2 separate regions of the Homo sapiens genome follow, and region 1 is linked to region 2. A link is a contact called in ENCODE Hi-C or POLR2A ChIA-PET data. All regions are on one chromosome and are shown on one strand. The core of a region is the stretch at or near the end of the contact, and the rest is flanking DNA. Distances in the headings are between cores, read along the strand shown. Region 1 has its middle 62 kb from the start of LINC02038. Region 2 has its middle 84 kb from the start of OPA1-AS1.

Evidence for each region. Hi-C counts contacts between places; a loop is a spot of excess contacts on that map. ChIA-PET counts read pairs that join two places held with the same protein, here RNA polymerase II (POLR2A). Pooled maps may share reads with other maps.
Region 1: a loop to region 2 is called in a map of HepG2, with 3 times the contacts of the local background. The contact joins two enhancer-like sites. A Hi-C loop is called at or near these places in 3 of 168 maps with a recorded cell type or tissue (HepG2, astrocyte of the cerebellum and endothelial cell of hepatic sinusoid) and 1 of 50 pooled maps. POLR2A ChIA-PET finds 5 or more read pairs at or near these places in 4 of 52 experiments (Caco-2, K562, PC-9 and 1 more).

Annotation. Positions count from the first base shown.
Region 1 is chr3:193,779,234-193,785,026 of GRCh38, forward strand. No RefSeq gene overlaps it. Among named protein-coding and RNA genes, the nearest start is that of LINC02038, 62 kb to the right of the region's middle. RefSeq lists silencers at 1,675-1,734, 1,987-2,281. Within about 2 kb of position 1,743, at least 7 of the 41 ENCODE cell types and tissues checked have a DNase peak (open chromatin) inside an H3K27ac peak, as active enhancers do.
Region 2 is chr3:193,708,161-193,713,753 of GRCh38, forward strand. No RefSeq gene overlaps it. Among named protein-coding and RNA genes, the nearest start is that of OPA1-AS1, 84 kb to the left of the region's middle. RefSeq lists enhancers at 2,050-2,985, 2,986-3,920. Within about 2 kb of position 2,336, at least 2 of the 41 ENCODE cell types and tissues checked have a DNase peak (open chromatin) inside an H3K27ac peak, as active enhancers do.

The DNA.
Region 1 (5,793 bases), core at 493-2,992, 70 kb after region 2:
AGAGGAAGATGCTGTAGACACTGCCGCTGCACTCCAGGGTCTCAGAATCTGAGTGGGGGAATAGTCAATGGGAAGAAGGAGCTGTAAAATAAGGCAGCCTAGAAGAATGTGAAAAGGTACAAGCCGAATACAACACCAGCAGACTCAACAGGGATTGTTTAGTTTGGAGGGAGGAGGTCCCTAAAGGCTTCCAGGAAAGGATGGCATTTGAGATAGGTCTTTGGGAAATGGGATCTCAACATTTAGAGACAGAGAAAGGAGCATTTGAGGTTGAGGGAGCTGTGAGTGACAGTATGGTCAATGCAGATGCAGAACGGCCTTGGGGGTGGAACTAGAAACAGGTAAGGGGCCAGTGTGGCCGGAACTCAGTGCACATAGGAAAATATGAAGAGAAGGTGTTGGAGGGATGTGGGGTCATGGTTTGAGGTGCTTGAAGAACCCATAAAAGTATCTGGACTTATCCTATATGAAAAAAGGAGGTGTTGCCTGCAGGATTTTGAGGTGAGCTGTGCTTTAGGAATTTTTTTTTTTTCACATTGGAGGGGAAAAGACTAGAGTCAGAAGCAGTCATTTTAGAGAGAAGAAATAATCGTGATGACAGGAAGATCCCAGGTCCCCTGCTTCCAGCTGGCGAGGAGAGAAACCAAGCTCTTTGGTTCTTCTTAGACTTTGTGGCTGCTCTTACAACTTGCTGAGAGAAACTTCTGAGCTGGTGTTTCAGCAGCTTTAGTTAGAAGCCAGGAAATGTAACTAGTGATGTTGGTGGCCCCTCTGCGATGGGTGGAAGGCTGGCGTCCTCCCCACTACCATGCAGGAGAAATTGTGCTCCCACGCTAACAGCTGGGACCCCAGTGTGGTCCTGAGTCGGCGACTGTAAAGCTACATTTTCCAACTAAGGGATGCCTCAGGAAATAATAAATCTCTCAGGATTTATGGGCCAGGAAATTCTTTCAGGAGAGAAAATAGAGAAGAGGTAAAGCAGAGATGGGGCAAGGCAGGAGAGCAGCTGCCCAGGACCCTCCTGGCACAAATATTGGGCTTGGTGAGTTGCGGAATTGCCCATCAGAACTCATGGCTGAGAAGGACTTGAAGGATAATCTAATAGGATCTCTTTTGCTTTCCCCTTCATTGAACTCATGCTTCCTTCTCTGCAAAGTAAGAAGGTTGAACTCAATGACCTCCAGGGTCTTTGCCTCCAGGTTATTTGATGCTTGTGGTGAAGCCAGTCTTCTCACTAAGGGCTCTGGTTATGCCACATGCCTCATTTTCCCCAGCTGAAAATGCAATCAACCGAGTCACCTATCACCCATGTTTGGGCTGAGGATTAACGATGGGAGGACATCTGGAGACTTCCCTCGGAGGGATACAGCTGGGTCTGATTACCTCTTATTTACTGTCTTTTTACTCTGGAGACGGCCCACATACTCACCCTAAGGAACAATGACAGAAGCATGCAGACCATCCCAACACACCCTCCAAAACACCCCCAGCCCAGCAGCCAGTCGCCATGCATAAAATGCATAAATCCACAAACGCAGACTCGGGCACACACATAGGCACACGCACACACGTCCTCTTTCTTCGCCTTTTCTGCCTGGTGTCTGTCAAACAGTGCATCCCCTTCATTCTCAGAGATCTGAGACCGGCCTTGTTCTGGAGTTGGTGAATTCCAGCACACCCCCTGCCTTCATTCCAAGCTGGAGCTCCGGGTGCCGTCAGCAGATGGCGCCCGGAGCTCTCAAACGACTGGGTGAATGCCTCGGGCCTGAACTTCTGGCCTCCCCACTCCCACCCTTGGAATGGGATAATTTGGGAGTCATCTGTGGGAGGGCTGCCAAGGCCTTAAATTTACTACTTGGAGCTGGGATAATTTTCCCCAGACGGGGCATGGAGGGGGAGAGAGGAGGAAGGAAGCGGGGTGGGGGCTGCAGACCTGGTCAGGGCCACGACAGCTCCAGCTCTGCCAGCCAAAGAAGGCCTCACTGAGAGGCCCCATCCAAAGGGGTGTCTGAAACAAGGGCAGGTCACACCCTGGAGGGGGAAATGCTTTCACTGCTATGAAAACCCAGGAGAACAGAAGGATTTACAGACAAAAAATAAAGCCAACAAGAGCTTCCAAATCATGTCTATCCCTCCCACTTCCAATCTCTGACTCATCTTCTAAGCCCAGTTTCAACCTCACCTACTGTGTGAAGCTGTCCCTGACCCACACACCTCCTGTCAGCATTAACCATTCATTTCCTTTTAACTTTTTATTCTGGAATTTTCCAAGCATATACAAAAATAGAGAATATGATATAACAAACTCTCTTATACCCACGCCCAGCTTTAATAATGACAATTATCAATGTTTTGCCAAATTGTTCATCTATTCTCCAACCTTTTTTCTGGAATGTTTTAAATCAAACCCCAGACATCATATCATCTCACCCCAAAACACTTAAGATGTTTTTCCCTAGCGTTACTTATTTATTTATTTATTTTGAGATAGAGTCTTGCTCTGCCGCCCAGGCTGGAGTACAGTGGTGTGAACTTGGCTCACAGCAACCTCCACCTCCCAGATTCAAGTGATTCTCCTGTCTCAGCCTCCTGAGTAGCTGGGATTACAGGCTCCCGCCACCCTGCCTAGTTAATTTTTGTATTTTTAGTAGAGACAGGGTTTCTCCATGTTTGCCAGGCTGGTCTCGAACTCCTGACCTCAGGTGATCCGCCTGCTTTGGACTTTCAAAGTGCTGGGATTACAGGCATGAGCCACCGGGCCTGGCTTTCCCTAGAGTATTTTAAAACAACCTAGACATCTGCATGCATCTCTGACTGAGAAGGACTGCTTTCCCTTTAACATAACCACTTGCCATTATTATATCTAACATTTACAATCATTCTTTATGGCACTTAGCTCCCTGTGGCATTTGTCATGGTTCGTTTGGTGTGAGAGTTACACCGAACATAAGTGTGTATCCCCTCTATTTGACTGTAGTTGCGTTTGGAGCATGGATCAGACCTCACTTATTCTGGAGTTCTCAAGGACTCCCAACAGCACCTGCTCAGAAGCCCTGGAAAGTCAGAGCACAATTAAGGACATTCGCTCTAAGAAGACACTCTCACGGTTATCGCTGGAACCCAGGGTCCCTCCAATTGGAAATGTGAAGTCAAAGGAGGAAATTGCTCTTAGGCTGAGTCACAAGACTCGTGTCCTTTTCTCCTGAGGTAGATAAGAGACACACACACAGGCAGATACACACCTCATGCCTCCAGGAGCCGCAGAGGCAGAGAATGCAAAAAATGTGGTGGTGCCAGCCGCAGCGAGGTCTGGAAATGCCTTCTTAATTGAGCCTTTCTGGGAGCTGCACAGGCTGGCTGGAGGAGGGACAGGAATGGAGAGGCGAGTGAGGTGGAAGGGGCCACGAAGGGCCATGTCTGAGATGGGGCCCAGGGGTCTTTGATCCTACTTCGTTTGTCATGAGTTTAGAGACCCAGAAAAAAGAGCCTTGAGTTTCTTCCAATAAAGCACTGTTACCTGAAAAATGCCCATCAGAACAGAATTGCTCCACCTTTGAATGGTTCTGTCTATAGGAAAGTCTTTTCTAATAGGAGCCCAAGTCTCTTTTCCTGCAGCTTTCACACACTGGGGCCACTCTGAACAAATTTAGTGGTTTGACAGGAATGATTAGGGGTGGGGATGGGACTCAGAAACCTCTGCAGGGTGCCTAGTAAGTGCTAGACATCTTGCATGCATTAAGTCGTAAACCAGAAAACTCCAGAGAGACCTTTGCTGTGGATATTACTGTCCCATGTTGCGGATGAGGAAAGGGGCTCTGGGAAGTCTGCAGGTTGCCCAGGACACAGGTCCACCCAGCTCTCATCTAGCCTGTCTTCTGGTTTCCCTTCAGATGGCTGGAAACACGGCTCCTGGCTCCTCGAGCCCTCTGGTCTCCCGGCTTCAGACCTCCCTTACAGCACATACTTTCCCAGCCCATCATGACCAGCTTCTGGGGTTCCCTCTGTTTGGTCTGCAACCCTCTTCAGTGAGATCCCAGACAGGGACATAAGCATTCTTGTTGCTTTGCTGGGAAAGCACGATATGCCAGCCAGCAACCGATGTACATCATCATTTGCTTGAAGAAATAACATGAGCTTGTGACTCCTGGCCACACTCTGGGTAGCAGGAGGAGCACAGTCTGAGGTCAAAGGATGTCACAACTCTCAGCCAGGCTGGCTGAGACAGGTTCTAAAACAACCCTTTCCAACCTACTGCTCTCCTACTCCCAGGACCTGGAGCCACTGACCCTGCCATGGAACAGGTTGCATGATGTTTTACATCAAATTGTATTGATTCTTTGGTGAATAGGTAATACGTTCTCATGGTTTAAAGTTTAAAATGGTACCAACGATATAAAGTAGAAATCCTCCCTCCTACTCCTTCCTCCCATCACCCATCTTCCACTTCTAGGAACAATGTTTCCAGCTTCTGGTGCATTCCTTCAGATGTAGTCATCATGGATACAATGCAAATAAGTAGGTATATGTGTATCCCTATTCCTTTTTCCTTTTTAAATACAAAATCAGTGTATTATACTGTTTACCACTGCCCTCACCTTTAAAAAGTTTTTTAGATTTTTTGTAGAGATTGGATCTTGAGATGTTGCCCAGGCTATCTTGAATTCCTGGCCTTAAGCGATCTTTCACCTCGGCTTCCCGAAGTGCTGGGATTATAGTTGTGAGCCACTTGAACTCCCTCCTTTTATTCACTTAGCACGTATACCTGCAAGTTTGTGACTTGAAGGGGTTTAAATTTACCCTCTTCTGCACCAGTGGTCCGAATGTGAACCCTACACTGTGAACCCAAGACAAAACACAATGCAGGCTGGGCATGGTGGCTCACACCTGTAATACCAGCACTTTGGGAGGCTGAGACACACAGAGAGCTTGAACCCGGGGGTTCAAGACAAGCCTGGGCAATACAGTGAGACCTTATCTCTACAAAGAAACAAAAAAACAAAAAAACAGACCTAGTACTGTGTGCTTGCAGTCCCAGCTACTCAGGAGATTGAGATGGGAGGACAACTTTGGCCCAGGAGGTAGAGGTTGCAGCAAGCTGTGATCACACCACTGCATTCCTGGACTGTAGAATGAGACTCTGTCAAAAAAAAAAAAAAAAAAAAGAGATGAACCTCTCATTTAATGCTTGTTAAACAGATAATCTCCACATAGATATAAAGAGATGACTGCAGATGCATTCTTTTTTGCATCTCCCATGTACATTTTCCAAGAGATTTTGCACTGCTCTTTGGGGGGTGTGACCCCTACTTTATAAGGACAGTAATCATCCAGGGACTGACATGATTTATCCAAACTAAGCTGCTGCCCTATTTGAGCTACTCTGATTTTGTGCTTTGGAGGCATTAGAGTTGAGCATCTGAGAACAGAGAGACTTGGCTGAGTTTTCTAAATAATAACTTCAATATACTCAGATGCGCTAGGAAGAAGTCACGCTGTCAATATGATACGGTCAAAGGACTCAGGTTTCTCCTTCCACCTTGAACTGAAGATGACACATGCACCAAATCATTTTTTTCTAAGCTTTCTTTTAGCTTCCATGGCTGCAAAGCAGTGATAATTCAACTTGCCATTAGGGTTTTAAGTACTCCCAGGTATTAAATACCTAGCATTAAACAGTACAAAAATATATTTTTAAAAATACCAACTAGGAAAGTGCTAAAATGACACTCTGTCTTTGCCTAAGTATACTATGAGAAATGGAAAAGCTGGCCTCTGGGGGGCCATCTGCTGAGC
Region 2 (5,593 bases), core at 1,086-3,585:
CATCCATGCCTTTCCGTCCACACTGTCACCATCTTGGCCCTAGTCATAATCTGCAGGGCCTCCTGACTCATTTGCTCTCTTGCTTTCCTCTGGCTTAGCCTCTGTATTATAGCCAGATCCTAGATGATTGTTATTCTTCTGCTTAAAGCCATGGTATGGATTGGCACTGTCCTGATAATGTTCAGAGTCATCAAGGGTTTTCAGGGCCCAGTGAGATCTGCCCCTGCCTTCTCCAGCCTCCTTTTTCCCTGTGCTTCAGACACTTGAGCTTTCGGGTCTATAAATACACTCTATGCTACCCTGGGCTTTTGTACGTCCTCTTCTCAACCCCGAACTCCCATCTGCCTAGCCAACTGCTACTTATCCTTAGGGCTCTGCTGAAATATCACCTCCTCTGGGAGCCCTTCCCTGACCTAGCTCCCAACTCAGACTAATCTAAGTTTTTGATATTCTCCTGTAGCACCCTAAACTTGGCCCTCTTTGTGCATGTGACATTCCCAGTTACTTACACGGTGTCCATCTTCCCATTTAGATTGTAGATTCTAAGAAATCAGAGACTGACTGCGCCTGATTTCCCCATAACACAGTCCTGGCACAATACATTGTGATCTAATGAATAAATAAGCTGATTTGAATGTCGGGGCTATAAAGGATTTTGAAGTCCCAATACATGTTCAAAAACATGGCATAAATGAATCCCTGAAGGAGAACATAGCAAAGCTAGTTTGTTACAGTTTACAAAGCTAGTTTGTTTGGATCTCTGAAGCAAACACTTCCAGGCCTCCTGATTTCTAGTAGGATTTTCTTCTCAGGATGTTATGCTCGTGAAGACCCTGGGCCCTGCAGGTCGCAGTACTGGGTTAAAATCCTGGCACTGCTGTTTTCTAGCTGTGCGGTGTCAAATTCTTCTCTAAGCCTTCATTTCCTCATTTCACACACACACACAAGTGTGTGTGTTTTCTATCTCGGGGCTTTGGGGTTAAAATTAGATAATATATTTTAAACACTTTCAAAGTGTCTGGCACATGGTGAGTGTCCAAAACTATTAGCTATTATTATGACACTATGTTGGTTTAAATTAAGATCCATCAATAATTGTTTCCAAACCAAAAACAAGAATGGCATCAGAAATATTGATGGAATTGGCCAGATGCGGTGGCTTATGCCTGTAATCCCAGCACTTTGGGAGGCCAAGGTCCAACATGGTGAAACCCCATTTCTACTACAAATACAAAAATTAGCCGGGCGTGGTGGCGGGTGCCTGTATTCCCAGCTACTCAGGAGGCTGAGGCAGGAGAATCGCTTGAACCAGGGAGACGGAGGTTGCAGTGAGCTGAGATGGCACAACTGCACTCCAGCCTGGGTGACGGAGTAAGACTCCATCTCAAAAACAAAAAAAAAGAAAAAGAAATATTGATGGAATCTTGCCCCTCTCCTGCACTGTCTACTCACCTATGCTGACACAAGTACAATTTATTCTCCAGAGGTGTTTCCTCCACTCTTTCTGCTAAGCAAAGGGTTAGCAGACATTTCAGTGGCCTCTGCTTCCAGTCAGGGCCCAGCTCTGCTCTGTGGAGCCACCGCTGCTCCAACTGCTCTGCTGGTGCTGGTGCTACGGGCTTGGGCCTGGAAGAGTGAACAGTCCAGTTCACAGCCCAAGTCCTGAGCATTCATGTCTGTTCAGGAGAGGCCCTTAAGGGTGTTGCCTGTGTGGCACCAACTCAATAAGCTGCACTTACAGATTCTGAAGAAAACGTAGGCTGTCATGTGGGTCTGTATTTTTCTTAAGAAGATGCAGAGGATTCAGGTCCAACTCATTTAGCATTGCTAAGTGAAACTCTTACCTTTGGCGCAGGGATGTTAATGATGACATTGTTAATGCGGCACACCAGTGTTTTTGTTCCAGGACCCACGGTTGATAGAGAACCCAGCATCAGGAAGAACTGCGCCACCCCTGAGCAAATGCTTTGTGCCTGCCTTCTATTGACCATTTTTCTCCTTTTACTTTGGCTGCTAGGAAGCCCAAAACTAAATTATCAGCCTATCCTTGCTCTCATATGGAGCCTTACATTATATGTCTTATAACCCCCTAGAAAGATGGACCCTTTCATCAGAAAAGCAGATTCAGTCCTTAATTTCATGGTATTAAATTTTTCCTTGACTTGATTTCACCTTGCTCCCTTTTTTTCCTCATGTAACTTTGATTTCTTCATCTGCATTATTGTGGGAATTTCCAAAAGTGACCTTAGATCCTTTTGTCCAATGAAGTAAAGTGTGAACTTAAACATGCAACTACCAGTGAGTCGGTCAGCAAGTTCCCTCGTGTGTACTGAAGGGAGTTCAGCAAGTTCCCTCGTGTGAAACTGCCCCTTTCTAAGGGGCAGGTTGCATGTCTGTAACTTCTTTCTTGTTATTTCTTTTAACTCTTCTATGACATAGGGACATGGATTAGTGAGGGAAAGCAGCATAGCAGTGCCTTATGAAAATCCAGTTCTTCTTCTAGTCTATGCGAATAGCCGAAAAGCCAGCAGGGACCCAGAGGCCGCGGAGCCGGACCGCAGAGTGGAGGCCAGGCCGGTGGGCAGGAGGAGGTGGGAACACCGAAGGCCGCCAGGACTGAATCCGCTTCTCTAATGAAAGGGCCCTTTTTTCCAGGGGATTATAAGAATATTCATGACCCTTGAGATCAGCAGGTGAGGCTCAGCCCTCCCTACTCATCCTTTGGGCAAATAGTTCAGAAAGCCGAGGTTGCCAGGATGAGAAAGAAACAGTGGGAGTTGGGAGCTCTTCCCGCTTCCCTTGGCCCCCAACCCCCTTTCATTTTCAGAGGAGGGCAGGGTGGGGGCACTTGTCCTGAGGTGAATCAAGGACTGTGTCTTTCATTTCCAAAGAGCAGGCAGCGAGGCTGAGGCAGAAGTCCCGTGACATGACTTGAGACACAAAATGGTATCTTAGCATCGAAGACTCCCTTTGACAAGAAGAAGAAAAGCCCTTTTCTTCCCAGCCCGGATTAGGCGAGGAGGGAATTCTCCGGAACATGTGTGCATTGTTTCGTGGAGGGCAGCCAGGCTGGCCTGGGGCTTGCCTCCCAAAGTCAGCCCAAGGAAGCTTGTCCTCGTGTAATTAAAAGGGAAGGGAAACAGCAGGGGGTCTTGTTCCGCTGCTGCCCACCAAAGTGGGGTCCCCGGGGGATGGTGCGGCCCAGGAAATTGGCTAAATTAATGGTTATGGGAGGCCTCCCTGAATGTGTGGGCCCTGGAGGCAGAAAGAGGGCAGGGCAGGGAGTCTCATCAGAGCCTTTCTGATAAAAATGGGAGAAAGAGAAATGCTCTCAGGGCAGGGGTGTCTAAGCTCTTGCCCCCTGACTGGGCATCCAGGCTGCCCTCGGGACACAGCACCTGAGGTGAGGGGTCAGCCCCTTGTGGAAAGCAGAGCCTCCGGGCAGTGTGTCCAGGCCCTCCCTGTCCAGCTGATGCAGGCTGGCCCCTCACATTCTCCAGCTGACAGCCAGGCCGGGAGCGAGGAGGTCACAGGTCATGGCCGGGCACTGGGGCCCTGGAGCTCACAAAGCGGGAGCTGCTTCCCTGGGCAACATGAGTTTCTGGAAAGCAGTCTCTTGTATTTGTCAATGGTACAGTGTCTCACTCAGAAATTATCGGGAAAAGTGAAACCCTGAACTGGAAGCCAACGTCTTAGGCATTTATAAGGTTTAACCCATTTATGAAGAAGAAATGTCCTTTCCTTATGAAAAAGAAAGCTTTTCTTCATGAAGAAATGCTTTATAATCGCCATTTCCTGAAAGCTTCCATTCAAAAAGGTGAACTCCATGCTTCATTTTTGCCAACTCACTTCTCTCCAAATCTTGTAGACTGGATTACAGAGGACATCGGGCAATCTTAATCAGCAGTCTGGAGATTCATGACCCCTCTCCACAGCCTGACTCCAGGGTACACGGGTAAGATAATAGTGACAACAGCCATGAAACGAAGGGGGCTGGTTTTCCATGACCCCACACATTCTGCCTAAGGCCACGCACCTCCCAAAGGCCACGATGGATGAGCAGGCGGGCCTGGGCACTCAGGTTTTTCTGGTAAGTGACGAATCTAAGTCAATATTGCAAAGTAGACGTGGCTCCCCTGGCTCTGCAAATATTGGACCAAAGACTTGAGTGAGGCGATGCTATTGACGATTACGAGATGGTAGCATTGTTGTCTTTGTTGCCATGAAGTGCAGCTCGGTGGAGCCTGGCCTAACATCCTGTGTACACAGAGGGGACAGTGTGCTCGGAGGCCCGTGTGTTTGCTCTGCCAATATGCGCCAGTGGCCAGCCCTCGAACACTCCCCCATCCCATGGTTACAGCTGGGGGTGTTGGAAACATACCGCCCTCTCCTCTACGCCCCAGGGGGCTGCCGAACAGTGTCTAAGCCACATGATTTTCTTATTTTAGTTCTTTTTTAAAAATATTTGTTTGAAGTACAGTGTACATGTATCATCCCTATAGCTTGATGAATTTTCACAAACTGCCACAGCCTTGTGTTGAGCACCCAGGACAAGAAATTGAATATTTCCAGCACCCTCCAAGCTCACCTGTGCTCCCTCCCAGGCAATCACTCCAGCAAAGTGCCCACAATACAGACTTCTAATATAGATAAGGCTGGCTTGCTTGCTTGCTTGCTTGCTTGCTTGCTTGCTTGCTTGCTTGCTTGCTTGCTTTCTTTCTTTCTTTCTTTCTGTCTTTATTCTTTCTTCTTTTTTTTTTTTCAGGGACTCACTCTGTCACCCAGACTGGATCACAGTGGCATGATCACGGCTCACTATAAACTTGAACTTCGAGGCTCAAGCTATCCTCCAGCCTCAGCCTCCCAAGTAGCTGGGACTACAGGTGCATAAAACCACAACTGGCTAATTTTTAAATTTTTTTTCTTGTAGAGACGAGGATCTCACTATGTTGCCCAGGCTGTCTCAAATTCCTAGGCTCAAGGGATCTTCCTACCCCAGCCTCCCAAAGTGCTGAGAATACAGACATGAGACCCTATGCTTGGCGTGTCTTGCCTGTTTTAAGCCGCAGAATCTTGAAACTTTACCTTGGCATTTGAAGCCAATGTGACCTGTTTGTCCAGCAGACCATGATTATGAGCCCACCAGGCACAGCCTCTTGGCTCTGCCTCTAACTTGATCAGTTCTCTTCCAAGCTCTGGCATCAAAGGCTGACTCTGTTAAAGGATGGAGTTGGTCTTTGTGTCTCTTGGGGTCCTTCCAGGGCCAGCATATGGTCCCTGGCTCCATTATCCAGTCCTGAGCACGGGAGGGGTGATGGGTCTGACCACAGAGGATTGTGTCTATTAGCCTATCTCAATCCACTGGCTCAGGCCAGTTCTCACAAGGTGACTACTCTCTTGCCACCAGGCCTCCCCTGCCTCCTCCCTCCATGCCACCATCCAGAAATAACCCAAGACAGGAGATATAGTTTGGTTATTTGTCTCCACCCAAGTCTCATGTTGAATGATTGTAATACTCAGTGCTGGAGGTGGGGCCTGATGGGAGGTGTTTTTGTTATGGGGGCAGATCCCTCATGGTTTGGTGCTGTCTTTG